3 separate regions of the Homo sapiens genome follow, and all the other regions are linked to region 3. Evidence: chromatin loops called from intact Hi-C (ENCODE). Cell type or tissue: HCT116. All regions are shown on one strand. Each heading gives the region's core, and the rest is flanking DNA. Links, peaks and the distances in the headings are about the cores only. Region 1 has its middle 49 kb from the start of AKAP1. Region 2 has its middle 30 kb from the start of DYNLL2. Region 3 overlaps MSI2 (musashi RNA binding protein 2).

Region 1 (10,250 bases), core at 4,846-9,845, 470 kb after region 3:
GGGAAAATTAAAGGGTGGTGGGGTGAAATTTTACTTTATGTAATGTAATTTTAGAGTCAGGGTTTCACTCCGTCGCCCAGGCTGGAGTGCAGTGGTGTGATCATAGCTCACTGCAGCCTCGATCTCTGGGGCTCAAGCGATCCTCCCGACTCAACCACCATGCCCAGCTAATTTTTTTTTTTTTTTTGGAGAGACAGGGGTCTTGCTATGTTGCCCAGGCTGGTCTTGAAGTCCTGGGCTCAAGTGATCCACTCACCTCAGCCTCCCAAAGCACTGGAATTACAGGCATGAGCCACCGTGCCCGGCTGAAATTTTAGGTATAAGGTGGCCACAGCAGGCTTCCTCGAGAAGGCGACTTTTGAGTAAAGGCCTGAAGGAAATGAAGGAGTACTCACCTGAGGGAAAAGCATTCTGGGCAGAGGGAAGGGCACGTGCAAAAGTGCTGGGGCAGGAGTACACCTGTGTGCTTGAGGAACAGCAAAGGGCCAGTGTGGATGAAGGGGATTGAAGGAGAGGGAGAGACTAGTCAGGAGGCGGGGATGGAAACATGGGAGACTGCAGTGAGAAGAGCCTCCTTGAAACAGCTGGGAGGCTTGTGCGGCCCCAGCAGAGGCTGAGACTTTGCAGTGCTCGCTTCCAGGGGAGTGTGGCCATGTGTGCACGTGTGTACCCCTGGGGAGGCCCAGAATGTGCCCTGACCGAGTGGAGAGGCACAGCTGTGTCTGCTTGGAGCGAGCTGAGAGCAGGGCTTGCCTGGGCTCCTGACCAGCTCCCTGAGGCACGGTGTGAGCCTGCCTCCTATGCCCACGCTGCCCTGTGAGGGGCCGATGGGGCAGAGCAGTGAGGAGCCTGGCCCAGAGCAGGAGACTGAGCAGCTTACCTGTGCTGGCAGCAGGTCCTGAACTTACTGGCCCAGGGAGAAATTAACCCTGCAGCTCTTGGAGCACTCCAGAAATGAGGAGAAACTCAGGAAAAGAGAGGAACTTCTTACAATTCATGATATGGGATGTGGGAGGCATTTTCATTTAAATGTTAAACCCAAATGTCCTTCAGCAGGTGGCTGGATTAACAAACTGTGGTACAACCATTCAGTGGAACTCAGCAGTAAAAAGGAAAGAACTATTGATACACAAAGCAAATGAATAAGTCTCAAAAAGTGATGCCGGGTGAAAGAAGCCAAGTAGAATCATACGCCTGATTCCATTTATTTAAAATTCCAGAAAATGCAAACGAATCTCCAGTGATGTAAAGCAGATTGTTGGTTGTCTGGGGGATGGGAGGGAGGGGCAGAAAGGACTACCTAGAAAAAAGTAAACTTGGGGGGTGATGGATATGTTCATTATCTTGATTGTGGTGATGAGTTCACAGATGTGTACATAGGTCAAAACTTATAAAGTTGTATGGCCGGGCGTGGTGTCTCACACCCGTAATTCCAGCATTTTGGGAGGCCAAGGCGGGTGGATAACTTGAGGTCAGGAGTTCAAGACCAGCCTAGCCAACATGGTGAAACCCCATCTCTACTAAAAATACAAAAAATTAGCCGGGCATGGTGGCGGGCACCTGTAATCCCAGCTACTCTGGAGGCTGAGGCAGCAGAATCACTTGAACCCGGGAGACAGAAGTCACAGTGAGCCGAGATTGCGCCACTGCACTCCACCCTACGTGACACAGTGAGACTCTGTCTCAAAAAACAAAAAACTTTTAAAGTTGCATACTTTAAAGACGTACAGTTTATTTTATTCTAATTATACATCAATAAAGTTAAAAAATGTAAATGGCCTATACACTTCAAATACAAGTTAGAGGTGGTCAGAACGGGGAAAGTAAAAGATGTGACTTTATTTTGTGTTCCAAGATATTATTTATATTACATATATTAAAAATATGATTATGTATTCTACATTTTATGTATATATATATGATTACATACTAAAACGTATATTTATACGTGTATTTATATTAAATATATTTGATTTTCTCATTTATATTTTCATATGATTTCATAGATTTATAAATGTCTTATGTTGTGTGTTACATATAATTGCTTGTATGCATTTTTAGATTATGAAAATACTGGAGAGCTGTGTTTATATAGAGAATCCCAGATGTCAGCTGGGGTCTCCTGGCCCCATAAGGTGGGTAGCATTGATTAGACCGCCCATTTCTATTTCCACAGTCCAAAACTATCTCCAAAATTTCTCCAAATTCCAGAGAGCTGAGTTTCTAGACTTCCAGCCTCCCCCAAATCCTGCTCAGCCCTGGGTCTCCTGGCTGTGGCTTTATCTCCACTCTGGTTAAGCATTCATAAATGAGACATCTCTTCCTTTCCCTCCTCGTTTCCTGGCCCGACACCACCTCACCCCCAGCCCCATCTCCAAGCACCTCAAATACAAGGCTGCTACCCGAAACCGAATCGGCACCACAGGGCAAACACCTTAAAAGGGCGCGTGGTATTCCTCAGGCCGCCCTGGCCGGGACTTCCTCCCCTGCGGCCACGCCACCCCAGCCTTCCCTCCCTCCCCATCTCCCCTTCCAGTCCCCTCTCTCCTCTTTGTTCCTCCCTGTGGGATCAGGTTCTTCTCTGCCCCCAAATTCTTCCCTTTTCAGAGCAGCGCAATTCTGCTGGTCCAGAACCTCCTCCCAAACTCTCAGATGCTCGGCAGAACAGAAGGCCCACAGAGAGATAGCTGCAACTGCCAAGAGCTATTTTTTTCTGCCTCCCGCATCTGTAGGTTTGTGACTCTACGCGCCTTCGTAGCCACGTGCATCTGCACGCACGCTTACACGGGGAAGAAATACCCCAAGATGCTAACCCGAAAAGCAGAACCTGGGAATTGGCAGGCTACCCCTCTTGGGTTCCCTCCTCCCCTCCCCACGCCCACGTTCCGGGGCCCTCAGGACTCCTGCCTCGCCCCCTCACTCTCTGAAGTGTCTTTCCTTCCTGTCCCAAACTGTTGCTCTGCCTTCCCACTCTGCCTCAAAGGCCTGCCTTTCCTGAGCGAGTAGCAAGCCAGCCAGTACAAAGGCTGAATAAACAGTCAGTGGAAATTAACTTGAACGTTCAGGGAGAAGAACAAAGACTTTCCATGTGAGCTGGGGAAGGAATCATAATTGCCAGAGAGAGAGGGGCGGCCCAGACGCCCGGTTGCAAGAGACACAAGAAGCTGCGTTGTTGACAGTGGCGGAGACAGACAGGCACGATGCTGATTTGATAAGTGGAAGGGCGAGAATTCTAATGTAATGATGCTGATGGAGAGGGAAATGAGGACTCAGAGCGGAGAGGCAGGTGAGGGGTCCCTAAGGCAGCCAGCTGAGGTCTTTGTGCCTGAACGGGGGATCCCAGCTTCGCACCCTGAGAGCAGGGCCTGGGCAGCAGGTGTTCTGATGGCAGCTGCACCCTGGGGCCATAATTACAGCCAAGGAGCATCCCATGGCGGTTCCAGGGGAAAGTGGAGGGAGGACTGGCAACTGGGTCTCCAGCGTGGGGGAAATGACGGGCCCCTATGGACCTAGAGAGATGGGGTAGCCGCGACTCTGGAAGAACGCATAGAAGCAGACACAGCTGGCCTGCTTGAGATTTCTACAGAGAAGCATTCAGCAGATCTTGTCTTCAGGCCGCAGCTAAGGGACATAAATAATAAAATATAGATTGAGTGCAACCTGGATGCCAGGGCTTCATGTTTAAGTCCTACAATCACCTTTTGAGGCGGCACTATTATTGACCCTAGTTTATAGAGGAGCAAACTGAGGCCCAGAGAAGTGGAGTAACTTCCCGAAGATCACACAGCTCTTAACTGGCACAGCCAACCCAGAACTGTCCAGGCATGTACATTTGCCTTTGCAGGTTGGGAGGTTTCAGCCTTAGTGACACATTGATGTGGTCAGAGATCTAAGGTTCAAGGGTCTAAAGCCTGGCAGGATCCGGCTTTTTCTTCATATCACTCACAAGTATCCTGACAGGCCTAGTCTGCATCCACCAGAGGCTAAGATGGCACCACCTGTCCAAAACCTTCCACGAGTCACAAGGTGCAGAGGAGGTTCCCTGCCACTGGTGTGAGCTGCTCACTGGGTATTCCGCACCCATTTTCTCATCAGACCTTACCTGACCCCAAAGTGGGGTGCTTAGAGGGAATATAAGGAAGGCCCTTTCAAAGGGGCCTGAGATGCTGGAACACACAAGACAAGGATGCAGTCATGGAATTCCCTTTGGGCATCTCACCCTCTGTTAAATGCACCTCTATCTATAGTATTTGCTTGGGGGAAATGGACTTACTTGTTTATTCATTCGACAAAATATTTTTGAGAGCAGATGATGTTCTGGGTCCTGTTTTATATGCTGGGGTTACATAATAAAAAACTACGCCCTGCTCTGGAGGGGCCCACAGTACCAGCAGCTGAATCACAGCAGGCCATGGGAACTGAGGGGCCGCCATTCCACACCTGGGGGGAGGCCAGGGTGAGGGTTCAGAAATTCTTTCTGGAGAAGGGAGCCTCAGAGTGCAGTGTTAGGGGAAAGGCAGGGGGTGGAGGTGGGGAGAGAACGCAGACTTTCTGCAGTTTAGAAGACTGGAAGTGGGGCTTGGTGAGCCAGGAGGCTCTGGTGGCCATGGGGTTCTGGGAGCCTTTCTGGATGGTATTGGAAGCCTCTGTTGGGGGCACTAAGAATGGCTGGTGCCTCTGATCCAGCTGGAAATGGGGATAAAAGAAAGATTCCAGGCCAGGCGCAGTGGCTGACACCTGTAATCGCAGCACTTTGGGAGGCCAAGGTGGGTGGATCACTTGAGGTTAGTAGTTTAAGACCAGCCTGGCCAACATGGTGAAACCCCATCTCTACTAAAAATACAAAAATTAGCCGGACATGGTGGCACACACCTGTAATCCAAGCTACTTGGGAGGCTGAGGCAGGAGAATTGCTTGAAACCGGGAGGCGGAGGTTGCAGTGAGCTGAGATCACACCACTGAACTCCAGCCTGGGCAACAGAGCGAGACTCTGTCAAAAAAAAAGAAGAAAGAAAAGAAAGAAACAGAAAAAGAGAGAGGGAGGGAGGGAGGAAGGAAGGGGAAGGGGAAGCAGAAGGGAAGGGAGGGAAGGAAGGAAAGGAAAAAAGAAAGAAAAGAAACAAAGATTCCAGAGTGTTTCTCTCCCTGCAAGAAATGGAGGAGACTTCCCAGGACCCTTGCTGGGTATCCTGGGGCTGGTCTGCCAGGATCTAAAACATGGGAACCAGCATCTTCCGGAGGGAAGCCACACCAGGCCACCTCCATACCTCCCAGTAATTGACAGGAGGGATGCTCAGGGTCTCCGTTGCTCTCTGAGTCACACCATGTTCTATATGTACGTGGCCTGAGGACACGCTATAAATATTCATGGCTGGAAAAACAAGGTGAGAGTACAGTCATGCTCCAGAAGAAACCACGGAGGGCAACTGGCTTTCACTGGGCAACTTTGCTTCCCGCCTTTAAATGCTAGGTCAAAGCCCGAGGAAGAACTAAACCTTCTAAAACCCAGTTTCCTTAATTTGTTTAACAAAAGACATCTCCATGCTCTGTGGCCTCTTAATTTCCGTAGATGTTAAAGTGCAGAGAATTAAAGAATCAATGGACAATTAAGGAGGCACTGGCAGATTCTGGCCAAGAGCATATTATTTATTTATTCAGCCAGCCATGCTCATTTTTAAAGCGCTAACTTTCCATTTTGTTTCTGACATCAAAAATAAATCAAACTGAACTGTACACGTCATAGCTGAAAAAAATTATTTGCATGATACATTGCCCCTTTGAAGCCTCAGTAGCCATCTGCAAAAGGAATTTTTGTCAGTGTCAAAACAACAACAAAAAGATACGCGTTCATTCCGGCACCAGCTTTTTCTTAGGAAACAGACAGGATTGAAAAAAACAGAAATAAGATTTTAATTCACTAGTGATTTTTCCATGCAGTCTCAAGCTTCTTTTTGATTTCTGAGCATCCATTTTCCTGGGTCATCTAGAGAGGGTTGCAAGATTCTAGTCCATTAACACAGTGGTAGTTTGGTGAAATCTCAACAGGCAGAGACAAGCAGCCAGAGTGGGGACACAGGTTGGCTGAGGGCTCCCTGCAGCACTCAGCCAGCCCCTGTGTTTCTGCTCCTGGTCCAAGACCTTGCCCCTAAGTTGTGGGTCCCCTAGTAACCCCTCCTTTCCCTCTATCCAGCTGACAGCATTGGATATGTCTTACCTAAAAAGGAAAATACAAAATTGCCATCCGATATCTTGTTCCTTAAAGGTTCCCTGATTGGGACAAGCGCTGTGGAATTGTTCTTGCACTGTGACCTTCACTCAGCAGCCCTTCCTCAGTCCACCCTCCCTCACCCCCTCCAGCCCACCCTCCCTCACCCCCTCCAGCCGGCCCACCCTCACCCCCTCCAGCCCACCCACCCTCACCCCCTCCAGCCGGCCCACCCTCACCCCCTGCAGCACACCCACCCTCACCCCCTCCAGCACACCCACCCTCACCCCCTCCAACACACCCACCCTCACCCCCTCCAACACACCCACCCTCACCCCCTCCAGCCCGCCCACCCTCACCCCCTCCAGCACGCCCACCCTCACCCCCTCCAGCCAGCCCATCCTCACCCGCTCCAGCACACCCACCCTCACCCCCTCCAGCCCGCCCACCCTCACCCCCTCCAACACACCCACCCTCACCCCCTCCAACACACCCACCCTCACCCCCTCCAGCACACCCACCCTCACCCCCTCCAGCACACCCACCCTCACCCCCTCCAACACACCCACCCTCACCCCCTCCAGCACGCCCACCCTCACCCCCTCCAGCACGCCCACCCTCACCCCCTCCAGCCAGCCCATCCTCACCCGCTCCAGCACACCCACCCTCACCCCCTCCAGCCCACCCACCCTCACCCCCTCCAACACACCCACCCTCACCCCCTCCAACACACCCACCCTCACCCCCTCCAACACACCCACCCTCACCCCCTCCAGCACACCCACCCTCACCCCCTCCAGCACGCCCACCCTCACCCCCTCCAGCCGGCCCATCCTCACCCGCTCCAGCACACCCACCCTCACCCCCTCCAGCCGGCCCATCCTCACCCGCTCCAGCACGCCCACCCTCACCCCCTCCAGCACGCCCACCCTCACCCCCTCCAGCACACCCACCCTCACCCCCTCCAGCACGCCCACCCTCACCCCCTCCAGCCGGCCCATCCTCACCCGCTCCAGCACGCCCACCCTCACCCCCTCCAGCCGGCCCATCCTCACCCCCTCCAGCACACCCACCCTCACCCCCTCCAGCCGGCCCATCCTCACCCGCTCCAGCACACCCACCCTCACCCCCTCCAGCACGCCCACCCTCACCCCCTCCAACACACCCACCCTCACCCCCTCCAACACACCCACCCTCACCCCCTCCAACACACCCACCCTCACCCCCTCCAGCACACCCACCCTCACCCCCTCCAGCACACCCACCCTCACCCCCTCCAGCCGGCCCATCCTCACCCCCTCCAGCACACCCACCCTCACCCCCTCCAGCCGGCCCATCCTCACCCGCTCCAGCACACCCACCCTCACCCCCTGCAGCCGGCCCACCCTCTATTTCACCGCTTCCTGCTCACTTCTTCCCAAGTTACCCAGAGGCTGATTCTAGGACCGTGATTTTCAAACTTAAGTGTGCATCAGGACAGTGTGTTAAAAGAGTTTGGATTCAGGAGGTCTGGGGGAGGACCTGAGAATGTGCGTTTCTATTAAGTTCTAATAATAAGATCGCTTGGAGGACGGCTGTTCTAACTACTGGGTGCGGGGTGGGGGTGGGGGGAGGTGGAAGGCGGGGAGGACACTTCCAGTAGCTTGTGCTGTGGCGCCATCTAGTGGTCTAAGACACAGTGGCAGCAATCTGTGCTGTGTGCATTGAGTAACCCTGAAATCTAGCCCTCTCCAAGCGCCTTCACCTTTATCATCTCTATTTTTTTAAGTAAGTGTTTTATTGAAGATAAATGATCACTTTTCATACTCTGAACAACCACAAGAGAATGGGATCTTTACAGACTGTGTCCTGCCCAAAGTCCCACAGCGACAGAACTGAGACTGGAAGACGGCTGTTTTAAGGCGAGAAACTTTCAACTGTGCAAATAGACTTTGGTATTTGTCCTCGGGATACTTCCAGCCTAAGGCAAGACATTGGAAGACAGCAACACAGCCACCCAGATTACACAATAATTAAACCCTAACTTAACCAAAAACTTAGTCCCGAACACTTCCTAGCAGCCAAGTCAACGTAGGAAACAAGGATTCCATCAATTCACAACCTAAAGCAAGGGAGCATGCCTGTTTATGAGTAAAATCAAATGGTCCCTAGTTATAGGAGCAGTGGGCATGAGTTTAGCCTGGGAGGCTTATTGAAAATGTAGAGTCCAGGTCCCAGCACTTTGCTTTTTTTAACAAGCACTCCAGGTAAACTGAGGCTAATGGCCTGAGCTCCCTCATTTGAGAAACACTGTCTGAAAGGGTATGACCTCCTATAATGATGTTCCTCCACCCCATGCTGTCCAACAGGACTAAGAGGCACACATGTGATCTTAGCATGTCCACTAGCCACCCTTTAAAAAAACAAGTGTAACCGGTGAAACTCCGTCTCTACTAAAAATACAAAAAAAAAAAAAATTAGCCGGGTGTGGTGGCGGGCACTTGTAGTCCCAGCTACTCAGGATGCTGAGGCAGGAGAATGGCGTGAACCCGGGAGGTAGAGCTTGCAGTGAGCTGAGATCGCGCCACTGCACTCCAGCCTGGGTGACAGAGTGAGACTCTGTCTCAAAAAAAGAAAAAAAAAGTGTAACTATGTTTTATTTAACCCGCAATGTCCAAAATAATATTTCAATGTGTAATTATTATTTTTCTTATAAGGTGTATATTTTATATTTATAACACTTCTCAATTCAGACAAGTCACGGTTCAAATGCTCAATAGCCCCAGATGGCCAATGGCTACCCTATTGGATAGTGGAATGCAGTCCATTAAAACTTTCTGTGACGATGGAAGTCACCTGCATTCAGGCATCATTTATTGAGTAATTTCTATATGCCAGGCCTTGTGGTAAGAGCTTTACATGCTCTAGGCCATTTCAGCCTCACATCAACCCTATGTTAGTAGTCTCAAGATAGAGAGGGTGTTGTGAATCTCCGACTCCCACTACCACGTTCATATATTCAGATGGCCGTATTCAAAATGACCCGGAGAACACAGAAGAAAGAATTTTGTCAAGAGTCTGAGCTAGGCGGCAGCAGATATTGAGGGCTCTGGCAGGGGAGACAGGAGGTTGAGACTGAAATCCAATCAACAGTGATAATAGGAAGAGATGTAAACACTGAACCGGAGGGCCGGGTGGGAGTTGTACTGGAACTGTGTGTCTGGTTGGATAGGGCTCATTGGTGGCAAGCAACAGAAATGGATTAGGGATTTATTGGAAGGCTACTGAGGAAACTCACAGAACGGCTGCTGGAAGAGCTCAACCACTGCCCTCAGAGCAGCACTTGGCAGCATGAGTTGACAGCCATCTCTCTAGAGCAAGGATTTTTTTTTTTTTTTTTTTTTTTGAGATGGAGTTTCACTCTTTCACCCAGGCTGGAGTGAAGTGGTGCGATCTCAGCTCACCGCAACCTCCACCCTCCGAGTTCAAGCTATTCTCCTGCCTCAGCTTCTCAAGTAGCTGAGATTATCGGCACCTGCCACCATGCCTGGCTAATTTTTGTACTTTTAGTAGAGACAGGGTTTTACCATGTTGGCCAGGGTGGTCTTGAACTCCTGACCTCAGGTGATCTGCCCACCTAAGCCTCCCAAAGTGCTGGGATTACAGGCTTGAGCCACTGTGCCCAGCTGGGAACAGGGATTCTTGATTCCAGCAGCAAATCAGAATCACCTGGTGAGCTTTAACAATCCAAATACATAGATGGGCGAGGTGGCTCCTGCTTATAATCCCAGCACTTTAGGGGGTTGAGGCAGGAGGACTGCTTGAGTCCAGGAGTCCTAGACCAGTCTGGGCAACATGGTGAAACCCCATCTCTACAATAAATACGAAAATTAGCCAGGCATGGTGACACGAGCCTGTAGTTCCAGCTACTTGGGAGACTGAGGTAGGAGGATCCCTTGGGCCCAGGAGGCAGAGGTTGCAGTGAGCCAAAATTGTGCCACTGCACTCCAGCCTGGGCAACAGAGATCCTGTCTCAAAAAAACAAAAAAAAATCCCAAGACACAAA
Region 2 (10,250 bases), core at 3,127-8,126, 520 kb before region 3:
TATAAAAGGGTAGTAGCCAGGCATGGTGGCTCGTGCCTGTAATCCCAGCACTTTGGGAAGCCAAGGTGGGTGGATCACAAGATCAGGAGTTCGAGACCACCCTGGCCAACATGGTGAAACCCCATCTCTACTAAAAATACAAAAATTAGCTGGGCGTGGTGGTGCACGGCTGTAATCCCAGCTACTCGGGAGGCTGAGGCAGGAGAATCACTGGAATCTGGGAGGCGGAGGTTGCAGTGATCCAAGTTCGTGCCACTGCACTCCAGCTTGGGTGACAGAGTGAAACTTCATCTAAAAAAAAAAAAGGTACATAGTAAAGTATCCCTCCCATCCATGTCACCCTGCCACCTAGTTCCCTTCCTGATAGGCAACTAATGTCATTGGTTTCTTGTGTGTCCTGTGCATATATAAACAAACACATACATTTATATATTAATCACCCTCTTTTATAGAAATAGTAATATACTGTACACTGTTCTATACTGTGTTCTTTCTCTTAACATATCTTGAAAATCTTCCTAAATACTTTGTTTGCAACTGTGTGTATTGTGAGGATGTCCTGTAACTTGTTTAACCAATCCCCTACTGGTGGTAATTATATTTTTAATATTTTGCTATCATGAAAAACCTACCACAAGCCTTTATACCTAAGGCTAAGGCTTTGGAGTAAGATCAACCAGGGTTCAAATTCTGGTTTTTACTTAGAAGCTAAGTGACTTTGGGATGCTATGCAGGCTCTGTTCTCTGTTTCCTCAGCTGCAAAATGAGGATCCTAATACTATCATGACAGCCTTTTGGGGAGATGTATGTGAAGTGCTCAGCACAGTACCTAGCCCAAGAGTAATATTGTCCTAACAAAATTCGCCACATACTGAGTGCTGCTGTATACTGGGCTCCAAGCTGAGAATTCACATGTTATCTCGTTTCATCTTCACAAGCCTAAAAGGTAAGGACTACTATTTCCACATTTACCAAAGAGTAACTGAGAGGTTAACCAATATGCCTCTCAAGTCCTGGAGAAACAGAAGAGGATTCAAACCCAGGGTTTGCTGACATCAGAGACCGGCTCTGAACCATTACATCCATCTGCTGGAGCTCAACAAATGTAGTTACCATCATCCTCACCATCATCATCACTGTAACCATCACCATCATCATCACCATCACTGTCACATCACCATCACCACCATCATCATCACCATCACTGTCACTGTCACCATCACCGTCATCACTATCATCATCGCCGTCACTATCACCATCATCACCATCACTATCACCAGCATCACCATCATCGGCAGCATCACCATCATCACCATCATCACTGTCACCATCACCATCATCACCATCACTGACACCATCACTATCACCATTATCACCATCATTATCACCATCACCATCACTATCACCATCATCATCATTGCCATTACTTGCTTTAGGCCCATTGATCTCTGACTTGGCCTGTGCCTGCCTTTATCTTCAGATTCCCAAGCAGTTGGTGCAAATTTTTCCAGAAACAATTTTTTTTTTTTTGCTAATTTCAGGCCATTGTTTTTTCTGACTTTGGCTGCCTGTGCATGCATGTGTGTGTGTACACACACACTCACACTCAGGCAGACCAAAGGGTCTGATCACAGACCACAGCATCTTTTGGGGATGGTCCACATGTCATCATTGTCTTGGCAACATCAATAGCTCAGGCCAGCTGAGCAAAGTGAGGTGAGTGGGGAGGGTGGTCTCAGATGGCTGTAGTCCATCTCTCCCACTCCCCACCCCACCACTGGGAATAGTAGATTGAGAAGAAAAAGAATAAAAATCAGCAGCCAGCTAGTGAGTGTCCACCACATGAAAAGAAGAGTGTTTTATATGTGTTACCTCAAATCCTCAAGATAGGTGCTCTCCAATCCCTTTTACAGACAAGGAACCTGAATCATAACAGAGCTAAGGTGAGTTGCCCAAGGCTAAAGCCAGTGCATGGCCAAGCCAAGATTCTAATCCAGGTCTGGGGAGATGGAGCATGGTTGCATTATGGGGAAACATCAGTGTTACCATCCCCAAATCCCAAGAACTAGGGTCAACTGGAGAGAGGCAGAGAGCCAAAAGTAGTCTCTGTCTTCCCAGACCCCTCCCCTTCCCTCCAGGCCTTCTCTGAGGCCGACACATGTGCCAGGAAATCCACTAAGGCTTTCTCTCCACTTCCTTCAACTTCTGAAATCCTGCCCTCTTCAAGTGTACCTTCAGGATGGGTTCGTTATGTCACTGTAACAAATGAACCCCAAATCTCATGTTGGGCATGGGAGGGCAGTTGGATCTGCTTATCTTCATCCCTTGGGAACCCAGGTTAATGAGACTTCATTCATCTTGGTGGGTAGGGGTTGTGGCAATTCAGCATGGGTTCTTACAGCTCCCACCTAGATGTGACAGACGTCACTCATCCACATTCCATTAGTCAAGGTAAGTGCGTGGTCCACCTACCTCAATGCGTGCCTGGAGGGGAAAAGAAATGTTCAGTGAGCAGCATTGGTGACTACCCCAACCAAAAGCAGTGCCCCTCACTGGCCCCTGGTCTGAGCCCCTCCACACCACTTCATGGCCTGCCCCAACTTCTCTGCTACCCCACTGGTGCATACACACTTAGCCTTTATGGGCACTCTCTCCCCTCCCCCAAGGTCACGAGGAGCAGTGGACATATCTACGGAGTCCACAGGGTGCTATTCAGCCACAGGGGTCCAGTTGCTTCGTTGCAGCACCAATCTTGGGCTAGAATAGCAGGAGGTCCCAGGAAGGCTCCCGTGCCTCTCACTGGGCTGAGAGTACCACACAAAGCCAGAGAGTCCTCCCAATCCCCTCCCAGGCCTGGGCTTTCTCAGTTGGTCAAACACAAATAAGACAGTCCGCCCTCTCAGGAAGTTGGGGCCTGAATGAAATGATCAGACATCACACACAGCCTGGAGCGCAGGTGGGTGGTGCAGGAGGCAGGAGGAGTGGGTGTGTGGAGATGGAGGGAAGGACCACCCAGGGGCCAGCCCAGGGGGACAAAGCCATGGTGCCCTTGACTCAATAACGGAGGACATTAGCATGGGTGTTCAGAAATAAAGCACAAAAGTAGGTTAGGGTGAGATCGTGGAAGGACTGGGTGCTGGGAAAATGAATTTAGTGTTTATCTAGGAAAAAAATCAGAAGCCACTGAAGGACCGAGGATGGAAGAGCACTGCCATCAAGCGTGGACCCTCAAGGGCCCACCTGGCTTCAACCCGAGGGAGGGATGGGGACAGGGAAGCCAGGGAGGTGAGGAGGCTTTTGAAACAGCCCAGGCAGGAGTAACAGAGGAGCATAGAGAGGAAGGAACTCACGACCCACTGAGGAACACGCTAGCTGGGGACATAGGTCATCAGCCCCGTGAGCTCCCCTACACAGAGACACTGACACACAGACATCTCCTTCAGTGTCCACAGGCCCCACAGGCACTGACAGGAGGGGCCCAGGGCCATGGCCTTCTGTTTGGGGTTGGGAGTGGGAGAGTGTCAGGAAGGATCTGGAGCATGGGCAGCTTCAGGGAGTGCCTCACATCAGGGACCAGGGCCAAGGATAAACAGTTGATGGTGTTGAATACAGAATCACACACACACACCACACCAGGCTCAGAGGCAGGCAGACCCTGGTCCAAATCCTGGCTTTGCTTCCTACTAGCTGTGAGATCTTATGCAAGTCTCTCAACCTCTCTGAGCCTCAGTTTTCTCTTCCGTAAATTGTCGATAATAAGATCAACCTCCTGGCTTCTTGTGAGGCTTACAAAGGAATAGGAATAGCTATGATAGGCATGGCAAAAATGGCTATGCATTCTTGCCTACCTGTACCTATGCCCCTGCAGTGGGACCTCCTAGTTCCTCCCATCAAGAGGTGAAGTCCATTTCTCAACCCCTTGGATCTGGGTGGATCATTGTCTTTGGACAAAGGGACAATAGCAAAAGTGATTCTAGAATAGACGTGAAAAGTGCTCATCACAGGGGCTTGCTCTCTTATGCTCTAGGAACCCACAAGCCCAGGCTAGCCTGCTGGAGGAGGAGAGACACATGGCCCAGTTGCTTTCTTCACTCCAGTCAACAGCCAGCAAATGCCCAGGAAACAGAGCCACCTCGCTGACATGAGGCTGACTGCAGGCCCAGGAGTGAGCCCAGCCATGGCCAGCAGAACTGCTCAGCCCAAATCACCAACCTGCCAATCGTGAGTAAATAGATGGCTGCTGTTTAAAGCTGTAAAATCAATTGATGGGCTTAGGCTTTGCCCAAGATGAAGTAACAGGAACCTGATTTATCTTCCTGCATGAAACAGCTAGAATAACCAGGCAAGAATCTGGACATTGGGTGGATCACAAAGGATGGTGATGCGAGAGATGGGAAAACCACATGAACTCCACGACAACCCCAGCTCACAGCCTAGAAAAATGTTTCCAGGCCACAGTACAGACAAAGGGAACCCAGGTGGAGCCAGGGAGCTTCTGAGTTGAGGAGACACAGCAGAGTCCCAGGAGATCAAGGTGGCCAGAGTTCTTAGGACAGAGTACTGGGGAGGAGAGAGCTGCACAGAGAGCCTCAGAGATGTGCAGAGGGTGCCCCTCAAGTATTCAGCAGTGTACTCATCAGCTCGTGCGTGTGATGAAACCACCCGAGGTCCTTCTGAAAGGAGGAGAGAACAGTGCCCAGGACTCACACAGAGCCAGAAACAGTGCCCGCTGCCTCCAGCTAGACTGGAATTGAGTAGAATATGCAGGAAGGCCATGCCTCAATAGTGGGGAATAATTGGTCCTAGACAGAACACTCCTCTGGAGGTCCCTAACAAAAGCAAGACCTAAAAGGATCAGACTGTTTCCAAATAATTGCATCCAAGAAAAGCTAACTGACGTAGAAACTAAAACATATGAGTGCTCGTGATATTCCAGCAACTTTAAGTATATGTAAGCATTTTACATATATTACTACATTTATATTACTTTATTTACAACAATGCTCTGAAAGAGCTGCTATTATTATCTCCATTGTACAAATGGTAGTCTGTACATACAGAGTACCTGGCACATAGCATGTTCAATAAATAAATGCTTTTTCCTTCAACTTGCCATCTTTGCTCCCTGTCTGCAACCATTAATAACCAAATGACTTTTCCCGAGTTCTACATCCACTACAAAGATTATGGCTTTAGGAAGGCAAAAACTTCAGCATTCAGGAGGAAAGTGGTCCCTGGAATTCTGAGAGTCCTGGATGAAGAGTCAGGAGTGAAGACTCCAGCCTGGCCCTGCCACCACCTTGCAGGGTGACCCTGAGCCAGCCTTAACTTCTCTGGGCCTGATTCGCCGCATTGCAGACGGGTGAATTCAGATTAGGTTTTCCCTAAAGCAAACTTCTCGCTCTAGAGGCCAGGATGCCTCAACCATCCTCAGGCTAAAACTCTGATAGTAGAGGATGGCAAAGTTGAGGAAAGAGTGCATTCATCTCCACTTGAATACACATGTACACACGCTCACACGCACACACGCGCGCATCCATTGCCAGCCTCTGATTGCCAGCCTCTAATTGAGCCGCTCTCTGGCCCTGTGCAGCATTACCCACTTCAGCCAGAAGATGGTGCTGCTTCTCCATGAGAGTTCAACTACATTCGTTCAAAACTTAATGGTTGAGCACCTGTGCCCAAAACGTTGCGCTGGGCAGTGTGAACACAAAGGGGATTACAATATGGATCGCTCTTTCCAGAACTTTACACTGTAGTGACAAACAACCAAAGGTACCATGAAATGAATTGGGACTTTGCTGGGACGAAACTAAACATTACTGAAAAGTGCCAGGCACGAGCTGCTTTACGACACTTCTTTTCAAGACTAGGGCTCCTTCCCCAATGTATACATATGTCAGAACATCATGGTGCACACCATAAATACATACAATATTTACTTGTCAATTAAAAAAAACATTAAAAATAAAAATAGGTAACCAGACACAGTGGCTCACGCCTGCAATCCCAGCACTTTGGGAGGCCAAGGCAGGTTGGATCACCTGAGGTCATGAGTTCGAGACCAGCCTGACAAACATGGTGAAACCCCGTCTCTATTAAAAATACAAAAATTAGCCGGGTGTGGTGGCGTGCGCCTGTAATCCCAGCTACTCAGGAGGCTGAGGCAGGATAATTTCTTGAACCCAGGTGGCAGAGGTTGCAGTGAGCTGAGATCACGCCACTGCACTCCCACCTGGGTGACAGGGCAAGACTCTGTCTCAAAGTAAAAATAAAAATAAAAAATAAAAATAGGCCAGGCGCAGTGGCTCACGCCTGTAATCCTAGCACTTTGGGAGGCCGAGGCAGGCAGATCACCTGAAGTCAGGAGTTTGAGACAAGCCTGGCCAATATGGCGAAATCTCGTCTCTACTAAAAATATAAAAATTAGCCGGGTGTGGTGGCTGGCACCTGTAATCCCAGCTACACGGGAGACTGAGGCAGGAGAATCACTCGAACCTGGGAGTCGGAGGTTGCAGCAAGCCGAGATTGCACCACTGCACTCCAGCCTGGGTGACGGGGCGAGCTCCATCTCAAAAATAAATAAATAATAAAATAATAAAATAAAATAAAAGTAAACAACAACAAAAACCCCAGGGACTCTAATTTTCAAGATGATAAAAGTACAAAGCTGGTAAATGTTTATTTGATTTCTGCTTCTCTGTGGCCTTCACAGCACAGGGCACCTGACTGATGATCAGTAAGTTTGCATTGATTGATTGATTGAATTATAACTGCAGACAGAAACCTAAAGGCTAAGTCAGAGTGGCAGGAACAAAGAGAGCCCTCAGCCCAAACGCTGCAATTCCTAGATGAAAAATGAGGCCCAGAGAGAGAAAGGAAGAAAAGCCATGTGCCTGGCCCAAGGGAGGAGCTCCCTAAACATTTGCTAAATTCATAAAGTGCTTTTGCCTATGTCATCACTTAGTCCTCGAGGTAATAGTTTTTATTCCTACTTTCCAGATGAGAAAACTGAGGCTGCCACAAGGGATCTGGCCAAGTGACAATGTGACTTCAAATTACTTTGTACCCTTCCTTCTAAGCGTAAGAGTTTACATTTTGATTGTGCTTGATAGTTTGGCAAGCACTTTCATAGACACACTTTCATTTCCTTTAATCCTCTGCTAAGGAACAGAGCAGAAAGTGAGGGCCACCACGTCAGAGACAACTGCTTTTCTCCTATACCAGTTTATTTTTAACTCAGGTGTTCTTGGGGGTATAAGAATCACTAAAATAAATTATTTGGTGTTTTCATTTGCTGTATTTTTTAAAATGAACTCTGGGCTGGGCACGGTGGCTCACGCCTGTAATCCCAGCACTTTGGGAGGCCAAGGTGGGCGAATCACCTGAGATCAGGAGTTCGAGACCAGCCTGGCCAACATGGTGAAGCCCCGTCTCTACTAAAAATACAAAAAGTAGCCGGGCATGTTGGCAGGTGCCTGTAATCCCAGCTACTCAGGAGGCTGAGGCAGGAGAATTTGCTTGAATCCAGGAGGCAGAGGTTGCAGTGAGCCGAGATCACGCCACTGCACTCCAGCCTGGGTGGCAGACTGATACTCTGTCTATGGCCATCTTAAAACAAAGAGCTGCCTCCCAGTTCCAGTGGCCCCATTTGTATTTATTTACCTGTGGCTTTGGCTACTTTAATTATTCAGAGCTAATGAGGAGGGAAAACACACACACACACAGAGATAGACCTGATACCTAAATGATGTGCTCACACCACGTGGAAACCAAATGACCCCAAGATGTGTTGTTAGAAGGGAAGATTTGTAAGGGTTCAAATCAAGGAAAACTGTGGGAAGAAGTGAGTGGCCCACCTGGCATGCCCCAGCACAGCATGTCCAGGGAGAACCTGTGCTCTGGCTGACAGGTGCTCATTACTGGCAGGAGGTGTGACTTAGATACAAAAAGAAAAAAATACATTTGTGTTTTTTCATTTGAATTTTACAGGTTTTGCAATTCTGTTTGTATTTAGTTTGTAAATTTGCTTTGAGTTTTATAGTCACATAAGAGCTATATGCATATAGTTATACATGGTTACATACTTAAGTAATATTACAACAAAATTGACTGGTCAACACCAGGAGTCCTTGGGAATTTTTTCCCATTAAAAGGATTGTGCACACAGACTGGAGACACACTGGTCATATTTCCTTCCCTTGAGGAAGGGACAGGAGTCACAGACATGTTTTCCTCTGAATGGGAAGAAGCCCTCTCCCTAGAGAACAGGGAAGGGGTTCACTCCCAGCACAGAAGCAGAGCAGGAGAAAGGTAATCCCTTCTCTCATACCCAGGCCTTCCCTGCAGGCAGGGCTGGGGGCTGTTTGCTTTGAGGCAAAGAGACGGTTCCCTGTAGAAGACGGGCAACTGGAAATATCAGCTACTGAATTACTATGTATCGGCTACATAAATAGTTACTAGTTATATACTAGTTACATATTGTATAACTAGTATTTACATAACTCTATGCTATGGACAAGGTGATGGTACCCTAAGAGGAGAAGATGTAGATTAAGGGGTGAGGGAGTGTTTGTGTGTTTCATGTCCTCTTCCTCCAGAACAGGCAGAGGGTGACCTGAGGCGGCTCTGTCCAGCTGGCGTGAGTGCTGAGGTCGTACCCTTGTGCCCTTCTCCTCCTTGTCCCGGGTCTCCCACAAGGGATAATCTCTGGGACTGGACACATCTTTTCCACTCATACCAGCCAACATTTATTATGGTGTCCTGTTATGTGCTAGACATTTCTCTATACTCCTTTATTCACACCAGTATTTACAAACCCACCGTATTGGTTACATATCACTATGTAACGAATTACCCCAAAATGTAGTGGCTTAAAGCAAGAAACATTTATTATCTCACAGGTTTTATGTGGTGTTTTATTCTGGCCTCTTTCACTTTCCATGTTTTCAACAATCATCTATGTTATAAGCATGAACAGTTATAAGCATGAAATGCTGTATTGTATTGTAAGCATTTTTGTGGCTGAACAATACTCCATTGTATGGAATACCACACTTGTTTATCCATACATCAGTTGACAGACATTGTTAATATTTGGATAGCATGTATTTTTCCTTCCTCATAATTACATTCTCTAGATAGATAGATAGATAGATAGATAGATAGATAGATAGATAGATAGATAGATTAGGTTGCCCTAAACTCCAACCCCTAAAGTCAATCCCTTCCCAGAGGATTAAAGTTTATCCAAATCTCTCTTTGTGCATGTATTTAAGTGCATACGTACCTGTGTTAGTTATCTATTGCTGCATAAGAAATTACTCCAAAACTTAGTGGCTTAAAACAATGATAAATATTTACTATTTCACACAATATCTGGGGGGGTCAAGAATTCCAGAGTGGTTTAGCTGAGTGGTTCTGTCTTATGAAGTTGCAGTCAAGATGTTGGCAGGGAGCCAGGCATGGTGGCTTATGCCTGTAATCCCAGCATTTTGAGAGGCCAAGGCAGGAGGATTGCTTGAGGCCAGGAGTTTGAGACCAGCCTAGGCAACATAGTGGGACCCCATCTCTATAAAAAAAATTTAAAAATTATTTGGGCATGGCAGTGCACAGCTGTAGTCCTAGCTACTCAGGAGGCTGAGGCAGGAAGATTGCCTGGGCCCAGAAGTTTGAGGTTGCAGTGAACGATGATCACGCCACTATGCTCCGGCCTGGGCAACACAGTGAGATCCTGTCTCAAAGAAATAAATAATAGGCCAGGCACAGTGACTCACGCCTGTAATCCCAGCACTTTGGGAAGCTGAGGCGGGCGAATCACCTGAAGTCGGGAGTTTGAGACCAGCCTGGCCAACATGGTGAAACCCCGTCTCTACTAAAAATACAAAAATTAGCCGGACGTGATGGTGCGCGCCTGTAATCCCAGCTACTCGGGAGGCTGAGGCAGAAGAACTGCTTGAACCCCAGAGGCAGAGGTTGCAGTGAGCTGAGACTGCACCACTGCACTCCAGCCTAGATGACAGAGCAAGACTCCATCTCAAATAACTAACTAAATAAATAAATAAAAAGAATGCAGGGGCTGCAATCATTTGATGGCTTGACTGGGACTTTCCAAACATTCCACTCACATGGATAAAGAGACAGTCATTGGGCATTGGCAAACCTCAGTTTCTCTCCATCTAAGGTTGCCATATTTAGCAAATAAAAATATGGAATAGGCAGCTAAATTTGCATTTCAGATAAATAACAAA
Region 3 (10,250 bases), core at 3,516-8,515:
CAAACCCAGCTGCCATGAGTTTTTGCAAATAAGCTTTATTTGAACACAGCCACGCCCCTTCATTTATATATTGCCTGGACTGTGTTTGTGCTACAATGGCAGGGCTGAGTAGATGTGACAGAGACTCTCTGGCCCGTTACAGAAAATTTGCTGGCCCCTGGCTTAGGCCCAGTGGGGGAAACGTGAAGTTATCAAGGGCTGATTCCTTCAAGGCTACCCAATTACATACCCTACAACAGAACAGGCCGAGACCTCCAGGTATCAAAGCAGAGCTTTATATAAGCTGCAAAAGGCAGCCATCCTCAACCTTCTGATTTCCCACAGGAGCAAACTGGTGCAGACAGGTAGGGCACTCGCCTGTGGTTACAGAATCACCAGCGGTGGACCTGGGATTCAGGCTCAGGTTCCAAGGCTCTCTTGGTGCCTCTAAGTGACCCAGCAGGTCCCGACTTGGGGACAAGGACACGTGCACCTCACTCAGGAGAATCGAGCCCTTTACCCCAAGAGATGCATGCCTCACGTGTCTTCTGCAAGCAATGCTCCAAGGCCTGCACCCAGAGGGGTAGGGCATGGTGAGGGGCGGGAGCAGTCTCTGGCACTGAGAGCTTCCTCTGGGAGATCTTCGGAAATCTGGTCTCTGTTTGACCATAGAGGGAGTATGGAGTGGTGCCAAGAGCACCAGACTGGCCTGGAGGTCCAGGTGCCAGGCCTGGTTTGGCCCCATTTGGCCTGGCTCCGTGCTCCCTTCATTCCCAAGTCCCTTCCTTCTGATGATGATGGCTGGGCAATTTATGACCCACAAGTCCCACATTATCTGTCATTAGCAGTGGCCCTTGCCTGGTGCTTCTCAGACTTTAATGTGCACGCCAATCACTGGGGATTTGTCAGCATGCAGATTCTGACTCTGTAGGTCTAGGGTGGGTCCTGGGACTCTGCATTCCTAACCAGCTCCTAGGGGCTGCCAAGGCTGCTGGTACATGGACCACACTTTGATTACCAGCATCCAGACCTCTCATTCCAAGACAAGGGACAACCAAAGTAGCTGTACCCATGAGTTACTTAGCAAATTTCTGTAAATCCTATCACCTTAAAGGAGTAAGAAAAAGGACTATTTAAAGCAGGGGTGTAGCCAGGTGTAGTGGCTGATGCCTGTAATCCCAGCACTTTTGGAGGCAGAGGCAAGGGGATCACTTGAGACCAGGAGTTCTAGACCACCTGGCCAACATGGTGAAACACTCTCTCTACTAAAAACACACAAAAAATTAGCTGGGCGTGGTGGCGCATGCCTATAATCCCAGCTACTCGGGAGGCCGAGGCACGAGAATCACTCAGACCTGGGAGGCAGAGGTTGTGGTAAGCCGAGATCGTGCCACTGCACTCCAGCCTGGGTGACAGAATGAGACCCTGTCTCCAAAAACAAAACAAAACAAAACAAACAAAAAACAAAAAACAGAAAGCAGGGGTGTCCAATCTTTTGGCTTCCTTGGGCCACACCGGAAGAACTGTCTTCAGCCGCACATAAAATACACTAACACTAAAGATAGCTGATGAGCTTTAAAAAAAAAAATTAAAAAAAAAATCTCATAATGTTCTAAGAAAGTTTATGAATTTGCATTGGGCTACATTCAAAGCCATCCTGGGCCGCATATGGCCCGTGGGTCATGGGTTGGACAAAGTTGATTTAAAGTAATCCTGCAGTAGTATTGTATGAAGCAAATAAAAACTCTTCTTGATATTCACTCATCATATAAATCCATATTTTTCAAATACTAGGTTTGCCTAAATGGGCAGCAAGGTATAATGAGAAGAACAGAGGGTTCGGAACCAGAATGACACAGGTTCAAATCCCAGCTCTATCCCTTAGAACTGTCCCACCAAGGAAGATCCACTGCTGCTGAGCTCTAGTGAACCCCTCTGTAAAATGAGATGAGGACTCCTGCTCAGGATGTTGTGAGGACAAAAGGAGACAGCACGCACGTAAAGCACAGTCCCAGTGCCTATAAGCACCGATTCCTTTCTGGTGAATCAGGCGTGAGGAAAGGCTCTACCCGAGATGCCCTCGTCCCAGGCACCTTTCAGGCTGTACCCACGCTCTCACCCAATGAGGGTGGTGATGGCTCCCCAACATCATTTCAAGCTCTAGGCTGTACTAGGCCTCTGCGGATGCCTGGAGGTGGCTCTTGTCAATTCTCACCTCCCTTCCTGCTGCTGCCCGGCTCGTCAGGAGGCCGCTTGAAGGCTGGGCTGTGGTGACTCATCAAGCAAGTGTCCCTGCTGCTCAGGGGCTGCTTCAATCAGGGGGACGCCACGGGAGGCATTATTAGCTGCACCCGCACTGGGGCACACAGAGTGGCCAGGGAGGATCCCCTCTCTGGTGGGTCACGAGGCAGCTCTGTGCATGCATTTGTGTGTGTTTATTGATAAAGAGCCACATTTGCATTTTGCTCTGGCTTGGAGAGCTTGTGGGTTTGGCCCTGAGCTTGGGTGGCAGTCAGCTCCTGACCCATGCTCGTCACTTATCTGTGTCTGTGGCAGTGGAGGAAGAGGCATGGAGATCTGGGACCTGTTAAACCCAAGCGTGGTCCTTCTCCCTAGCTGGGAATCTGGCCTGTCTCCTCTGCTCTTCTCCTAGGAGAACATGGAACCACATGGGCCACGACATAGCTGACTGGGAAAGGGTGGTCAGTGATGGAGGGCCTGCAGCCCAGCTACATAACCCTGAAAGCCCCTTTTGGCCTGAAGGGGACACACAGTCTGATGGGTACAGATGTGAGCTCTGGAGTATAGCTTTCTGGGCTCGAATTCTGGGGCTGCCATTTGCTGACCATGTGACCTTGGGCAAACTGCTTAACCTCTCTCTGCCTTGCCTTGCCAATCTGTAAGTGGGGATAATGATTAAAGAGTAAGTGAAAATCAAATGAAATAAGATGCATGATGCATAAAGTGTTTAGTAGAGTATGTAGTTTGTACCACCCAATGTCAGCTATTAGTGGGATCTTTATGTGTGAAAGGGTGTCATGTGGGGTCTTTCTGGGCATCCTCCTGCCTGGAGATAACCTCCTTAAGGCAGGGCCTACATGGAGAATGAAGGAAGGATTCCTGTGATCCCCACTTCCCAAAGACAGCTATCCTGGTCCCCTGTGAGTAGAATGACTCACGCCTTCTCCTGGCCCTTCTGCATGGTAGAGAAGGAACTCCATTTTAAAAAATGCCCAGGAAGAGACTCCCCGACCCAATTAGATGGGCAATGGCTTTAGGAATTATAATGTGCCTCACAGACATGTGGTCCTTCAGTGAATCCTTTATTTAGTCCACAATTATTTATACAGGGTCTCCTAAGTGCCAGGCACATGAGATTGAACCAGAAGACCTAGATTCAAGTACTATGTCTGTGACTAATCTGCAGTAAGACCTTTCCCATCTGTGAATATAAAAAAATCATGGCTCCAGTATGTACCAGGGGGTGCAGCTATCTGCCACTTCCTGCCAAATACCCAGAAAGATTGCGAGGGTTTGAGGAGATGGGTCTGTGGTTTCACAGCACAGTCCTGTTTATGAAACACTCCTATGCACATTCTAACAATCATCCATGTTCTTGTTTGGCAGTCTCTGAGTTTTCAGTTTTTCCAGATATCTCATTTGAATTCTGTCCATAGCCCAGTTTAAACTCATTTCCTTTTCTTTGGGCCTCAGAAGTAGAAACCAGTATCACAAAAACCAAAACAATTCAGGATGCAGGCTTCTCTACCAACACCCTTTAAATTCCACCCTTCTTCAGAGGAGGGGAATTGGCTGGAGAAATCTCTCTCAATGACAACTCGTGGATGATGGCAAGGATAATGGCAAGAGATAACACAGATCAAGCTTGCACCCTGTGCAGACACTGTGCTAAGTAAGCCCTTTGCTCCTGGTATGTCACCCAGTCTCTAACAACCCAATGAGGCAGTATCATTACCAGCCCTGTCTTACTGGAGCTCAGCAAGGCCCAGTGTTCTTCTCCAAAGTCCTCTCCCAGGGCCTCTAAACTCCCCACCTTGGAGCTCATAACTGTTGGGCTGTGCTGGGAACGTGGACCAACACCTCCAAAGCCTGTCATCCGAATCAATCTGCCCCCACTTCTTCCTCTTGTCTACTTCCATCTTTGCTCATTCTCTTGAAGAACAAGTACTAGCCCCAGATTCAAAGGCAAACACAAACCCTTACACTAAAAACCCGGTTACGTGCACCTGACATAGTCACCCTCCACCTGGGTGGGAGAGAAGGCGATAAATATGAAACAGGAAAATGGCTGCAAATCTCTCTGGCTTCAAGCCAGCCCCATGGGTTCTTCTTCTGGGGCAGAAGCTCTACTTCCTGATTGCTGCCCGGGTTATCTGGGGATTCACCCTCCCACCCCCAAGCTCCAACAACTGTCTATATAGTTCCTTTGGCACCAGTAAGCTCAAGACCTATGCTCCTTCGCTCTCTGGATAGCCTGGGACCTATCCCCTGAGCCTCAGTTTCCCAGGATAAAGCCTTTCCCCATCTGTGTCTCGGGTTTGTTTCAAAGCCTGTCAACAGGGAAGGGCTACACATATGCATTCAAGGTGACAAATGGAGCAATGTCCTTCCGGTCTACATCTGGCCTTTCCTGATGAACCCTTAAGGCTTGGCAAGACAGGAATGGCATCTGCCAGTACTCTCTTCTATTCCCCACTGCCCAGCAGCCTTAGTGGAGCCTGTCAATGGCGTGCTCTGGCTAGGATAAACAAGGCATCTGGGCAGTGGATGCAAGTTTCATTTAAGTCCTCTCTCTCTCTTTTTAAAAATAGCTAGTACTGGTCGGGCACAGTGGCTCATGCCTGTAATCCCAGCACTTTGGGAGGCCGAGGCAGGTGGATCACTTGACGTCAGGAGTTTGAGATCAGCCTGGCCAACATGGTGAAACCCCGTCTCTACTAAAAATACAAAAATTAGCTGGGTGTGCTGGCACATGCCTGTAGTCCCAGCTACTTGGGAGGCTGAGGCAGGAGAATTGCTTGAGCCCGGGAGGCGGAGGTTGCAGTGAGCCGAGATCGTGCCACTGCATTCCAGCCAGGGCAACAAAGCAAGACTCTGTCTCAATTAAAAAAAAAAAATAGCAAGTAGTAACCTACCAAGAGAAAAGTACCAACTGTAAACTTGCACGGACATCTGGGGAGCTGAGAAAGCCTATGAGGGGACCTGTGTTATTCTGTCACACTTATCTCCCTCCTACCATTTTAATGTCTGAGTTGATGCCTCCAACATACAGTACGCAAAAAAAGAGTATTTTCATTTCAGATGCATATGATGGCAAGGAACAATACGAACAATATTATTTTAGTGCCCTGGGAAAAAATTAGCAAGTCAAATATTGAATCAGGCCTGTAGCGCCACATGCTAAGCAGATTGCTTTGATCTTATCCACACTAAAAGCTCTATTATTGAATTTAAAGTTGGTGAACACATATCAGACCAATATACAATGCATGTCTGAACGCATGTTTTAGAAGCAAGAAATGTTTTGACAAAAGGAAGAAAATATTAAAGTTACAGCTGCAATTGAAACACAGATTTGCCCTCCCTCTTCTCTTGAGGCTGGAGGCTCTCGTGGCCAACCAAAATGTTTTTGCTCCAAAGGACTGGTTCCAGAAACACCTGCTGAGCTTCTATTTTTCTGGAACCAACAAAGAAGGGAATTCTCACCCTCCTACTCAATCCGAAGAAAGGAGTTTGTGAGTGTGCAAATGCTATGCATGATATGGCACCCTCTGGTGGCCACTGATCTGGGAGGCCTACACGACTTCCCAAACTTCCAGTAATCCAACCTCCCTTCCTCTTGAGGCTGCTGTGGCAGAAAAAGGAACTTTAAAGAGCCAAAGAGAGGGAAGGAAGCAGCTGATCAAGAGGGCAGAAATTAATTGATGGCAAGGGAGGGAATGTTAATTTTCCAGCAGGACCCAAAGAGAAAAATAGTTTGGTGCAGTAAACTTCCTATCTAGGATATACCTCTCAAAAGCTGCACAGCAAAAGAATATCCTAAGCCAGGTGCCAGCAAGTTACGACTCATAGGTCAAATCCCGCCCTTCTGCCTGTTTATGTAAAGTCCAAGAATTGAGAACGGCTTTTACATTTTATTTTATTTTTATTTTTTTTGAGACAGGGTTTCACTTTGTTGCCCAGGCTGGAGTACAGTGGTGTGATCATGGCTCACTGCAGCCTCAACCTCCTGGGGTCAGGTGATCCTCTCACCTCGAGTAGGTGGGGTACAGGTGCACTGCACCCAGCTAATTTTTTTTTTTTTTTTTTTTTTTTAAGAGATGAGGTCTGGCTATGTTTCCCAGGCTCGTCTCGAACTCCTGGCCTCAAGTGATTTTCCTGCCTTGGCCTTCTAAAGTGCAGAGGTTATAGGCGTGAGCCATCATGCTTGGCCTGGTTTTTACATTTTAAGTGGTTAAAAAATTAATATTTTGTGATCTGTGAAAATTACATAAGGTTCAAATTTTGGTGTCCATAAACAAAGCTTTATTGAAACACAGCCCCACTGCTTTATGTATGCATTGCCTATGGACGCTACCCAGCAGAACTGGGTAGCTGCAGTCAGCTTTATGGCCTGCAAAGATGAAAATATTCACGACTTGGCCCTTTACAGAGTTTGTCCACCTCAGTATGAAACAACTGCTACTGTTCACAGGCCTGGACCCCGAGCATCTAGCCCCCTCCCCACCCCTGCCCACTCCAGCCTGATGATGGGCTGGACCAGTCTGCAAGACTGGGTGTGTACGTAGAGAAAGGGGGCATTCCATTTCAGCGCAACCCCTACACACTTACCATTTTATTATTGATTTCATGGAAATGAATCTCACAGACTTTCTCCACAACATCTTCATTCTCAAAAGTGACAAAGCCAAACCCTAAAGGAAAAGAGAGAGAAGAAAAAACAAAGAGAGGCGGGGTGAGTTCAGTTCTGGCAGGCCCAGGTTTTTCTCTGACGTCCTGAGGTCTTGACAGCCTCCTGGTCTGGGGGTAGGTAGGCGGATCCTTGGGAGGACCTTGAGGTTGGAGGCAATGATTTCTAATTTGTACTGAGCACCCTTCCGACAGCGAGGAAAAGTTAATGATTTCACCCACATGCAGCGGGCACTGTGTGGTTTACATTTGCCCCGAAGCAAACAAGAAATTTACTTGTCTGTTATTTACAAGGGTCAGAGCCCCGCGGCTCTGTGCACGGCAGCAGGCGGGTGGGCTAACCAGAGCCTCGTGGATCACTGCGGGGCCACGCTTGCCCTTTCCGCGAGCAGCCCTGGCCAGCCCTCGGGTCGGCCTCCAGACGGAGGTGGTTATTTGTCCTTTTCTTCCTGAATTACTTCCTCTAATACCTCATCAGGACATCCTGAGGCCTGGAAGAAACTATTAAAAGTTTCAGGCCTCTGTTCCGCGCAGGCATCCTTTTTATACTGCTGCTTCAAAAGCGCTCTGGATTTGGGGCAGTTTAAGACTGTTTGATGCCTGCTGTCAGCCCGTCAGCTATCCACTGTATGTACTCTGCTGGAGACCGGCTTTGCTAGACAAGCTGCACTGAAGAATTTTGGCAGGCGACTGCTGCTCAGTATCCTCAGTTCCTCTCCTACCCTCCTGCCCCTTTCTTTCTTCTCCTCCCGCCTCCGACAGCGTTTCCAGCATGTGGCCCCATCTGTGACCCCACTCAGTAAGTGCTGCTTTACCACATGGCCCCATGCAGGGTTGCACCCTCCTTGGATGGGATGCAGCTGCCACATGGTAGCGTTAACATGGCGAGGGAGCACAGGCCATGGGGGCAGACACACTGATGGGGAGACTGAGACCTGGCTTCCACTTCTCACTGTGCATCTACTTTATGTTTAATCTGGGGGAGCCCCTTGCCCTCTCTGAGCCTCAACTTTTGCATCTGCAAATGAAGGTGGTAGAACTGGACCCTGGGTTTCACACCTCCTGTCACAGCCCAAATCAGGATTCACAAGGCTGTCTGCTGCCATCTGAATGTTTGTGGCTGCCCCTTGCTGCCCCCCGACCCCCCACCCAGATTCATGTTGAAATCCAAACTCCCAATGTGATGGTATTAAGAGTTCAGGCCTCTGGGAGGTGATGAGTTCGTGAGGATGGGGCCCTCATAAATGGAATTAGTGCCCTTACAGAAAGACATTAGAAAGCTTGTTTTTTCTCTCTACCATGCGAGGATGCAACAGGAAGGCAGCTGTCTGTACACAGGAAGGGGGGCCCTCCCAGAAATGACCATGCTGGCACCCTGCTCTTAACTGCCAGCTTCCAGAACTGTGAGAAATAAACCGTTTTTCTTAGACCATGGTACTTCATTATAGCCGCCCCAGCTAAGACACTCTTCTCCCCAAAGGTATGAACCTGGCTGAACACTAAGCCAGACACACCAAGCAGGAAGACAAAAACTGAATGGCCAGACACACCAAGCAGGAAGACAAAAACTGAATGGCTGTTCTATCACAATTATATTATGATAATTGTGTTTCCAGTCAATGAGCAAAATACAGATGCTTCCTTTTCAAACTCTGTGTCTATTTTGGGTCCCTGCAACACAAGACGGAGAGGGAATTTCTCAGGTCCCTTCTGACTCTCATGCATCCAACTCTAACATCACCATCTTCCAAGGAACACCAGGAAACAGGGAGCTGATATGTGGAGCTCCTTTAGCATAGCTCCTGCAGGGACTAGCAGATTCTTCGGTATGAGAATAAAAAAGGCTACTATCTGCTCTCAAACCATTTCCAGTAAAACAGAGGGCTAGGACCACGAAACACAGCAATCGTGATCTTTATCATGTCATTTGCTACCACCACCCGCCAAATACTGGGCCAGTGCTCCCAGCATACACAGTCCAGCCTGTTGTAGATACATAAGGCAGCATCAGATGTACCATAAAGTGGACATGAGTGTCTGCTGGAGGGGCTCAAAGATGCCGAGTTTCTCCCAGTGTCACCCAGTAAAAGCTAGGTTCTCAGTTACCTCAGAGGCCTGAAGCAGACATCCGACAGGATACGTGGTTTGAAATGCTGTCCAACAAAAAAACCTTTCACCAGGTTTATACCCCCTACCCCCTAAACCAGGTCCTTTGAGAGAAAGCTGCTGGGAACGCTATCCTATTCCCTCTCTTTGGGCATCTCCTTCTCCTTGGCCCTTGGTCCCACTGATCATTGCAGAGCTGGAGAAGAGCCACACCGACACTTCCCCAAGCCACTTCTCTTTGGGCTTTGGGGTATTTGTTCCTCAAGCGCTCCTTTAAGCACTTTCAGTTTCCTGAGGGCATTCAGCTCACCCTACTGGGGTATGTCTCAGGAATCCTGGGTTGGGAGGAGCCTTAAAAACATCAGGTTAAAACTCCCACCCAGTCAAGGACCCCTGGAGCACTCAGCCAGGAACTTAATCTTTTTGGTTAATCCCCTTCCCCCAGCCCCACCCTCCTAGGGCCCAGATCCTAACTGGCCCCAGTAGAATGGATTAAGAGCCAGCACCCTCCCGCAATCCCACAGGGAGGGAGGGGTGGCACTGCGGAGGCCGCGGAAATTGGCCAGCGTGCCTTCAAGCCAGAGCGCCCTGCAAGAGGGTGATGCTGGGGTCTTGTCCTCTAAGGGTCCTCAGGACGGAACAGGGCCCCTAACACACACCAAGTGCTAAGTGAGTGACTGAATGAGCCATTTCTGCTCCTCCAGGGTCTGAGCATCTTGCTAATCCACTTGAGTCACTGCTTTGCCTCAAGACTGATTCCGCTCTTCCTTCTGCGTTTACCAGCTGCCACCTGTGCTAGGCACTGTGAAGGACGTGGAGATCAACAAGGCAATGGCCCTCTGCTTGCACAATTCACGAACAGGCACGAGTCAGAGGATCCCATGCAGGGACAGCGTCTCCCTCTCACCCCTCACTTCCAGCCTGTGGGGCACTCTGGGTCTCATCTGTCTTTGAAGGTCACCCCTCTGCCCCAGCCCCCACGCCCAGGCACCTTGCAAATAAAACAAGCCAGGATAGGCCAGTTTTTAGGGAACCTCACTGCTAATTAGGACAAGTGTAGCAGGTTGAATAGTGGCCCTCCAAACATACATCCATGTCCTAATCCCTGGAATTTATGAATGTGACCTTATTTGGAAAAAGAGCTTTTGCAAATGTAATTTAATTAAGAATCTTGAGAAGAGATTATCCTGGATTTAGGGTGGGCCCTAAATCCAACGACAGGTGTCCTTAAAAGA

Evidence for each region. A loop is a pair of places that touch in the nucleus more often than their neighbours do. Peaks named below come from ENCODE experiments on the same cell type or tissue, not always from the same donor. Only the 100,000 strongest peaks of a DNase experiment are listed, where the experiment ranks them.
Region 1: it touches region 3 in a loop (4-fold over the local background); 13 of 110 quality-filtered maps call a loop at or near these places.
Region 2: it touches region 3 in a loop (5-fold over the local background); 10 of 110 quality-filtered maps call a loop at or near these places.

Annotation. Positions count from the first base shown.
Region 1 is chr17:57,128,768-57,139,017 of GRCh38, reverse strand. No RefSeq gene overlaps it. Among named protein-coding and RNA genes, the nearest start is that of AKAP1, 49 kb to the right of the region's middle. RefSeq lists an enhancer at 2,823-3,354. In HCT116, for the core only: a CTCF peak has its summit at 7,883 (motif pointing left); a DNase peak (open chromatin) is centred at 7,857.
Region 2 is chr17:58,108,585-58,118,834 of GRCh38, reverse strand. No RefSeq gene overlaps it. Among named protein-coding and RNA genes, the nearest start is that of DYNLL2, 30 kb to the right of the region's middle. In HCT116, for the core only: a CTCF peak has its summit at 5,608 (motif pointing right); a DNase peak (open chromatin) is centred at 5,624.
Region 3 is chr17:57,593,532-57,603,781 of GRCh38, reverse strand. It overlaps MSI2 (musashi RNA binding protein 2), which reads right to left. Exons shown (of 14, transcript NM_138962.4): 8 at 6,832-6,914. It overlaps MSI2-AS1 (MSI2 antisense RNA 1), which reads left to right. Exons shown (of 3, transcript NR_110807.1): 3 at 1,774-2,918. Among named protein-coding and RNA genes, the nearest start is that of MSI2-AS1, 9.8 kb to the left of the region's middle. RefSeq lists an enhancer at 223-722. In HCT116, for the core only: a CTCF peak has its summit at 5,795 (motif pointing left); a DNase peak (open chromatin) is centred at 5,801; H3K27ac peaks cover 613 bases.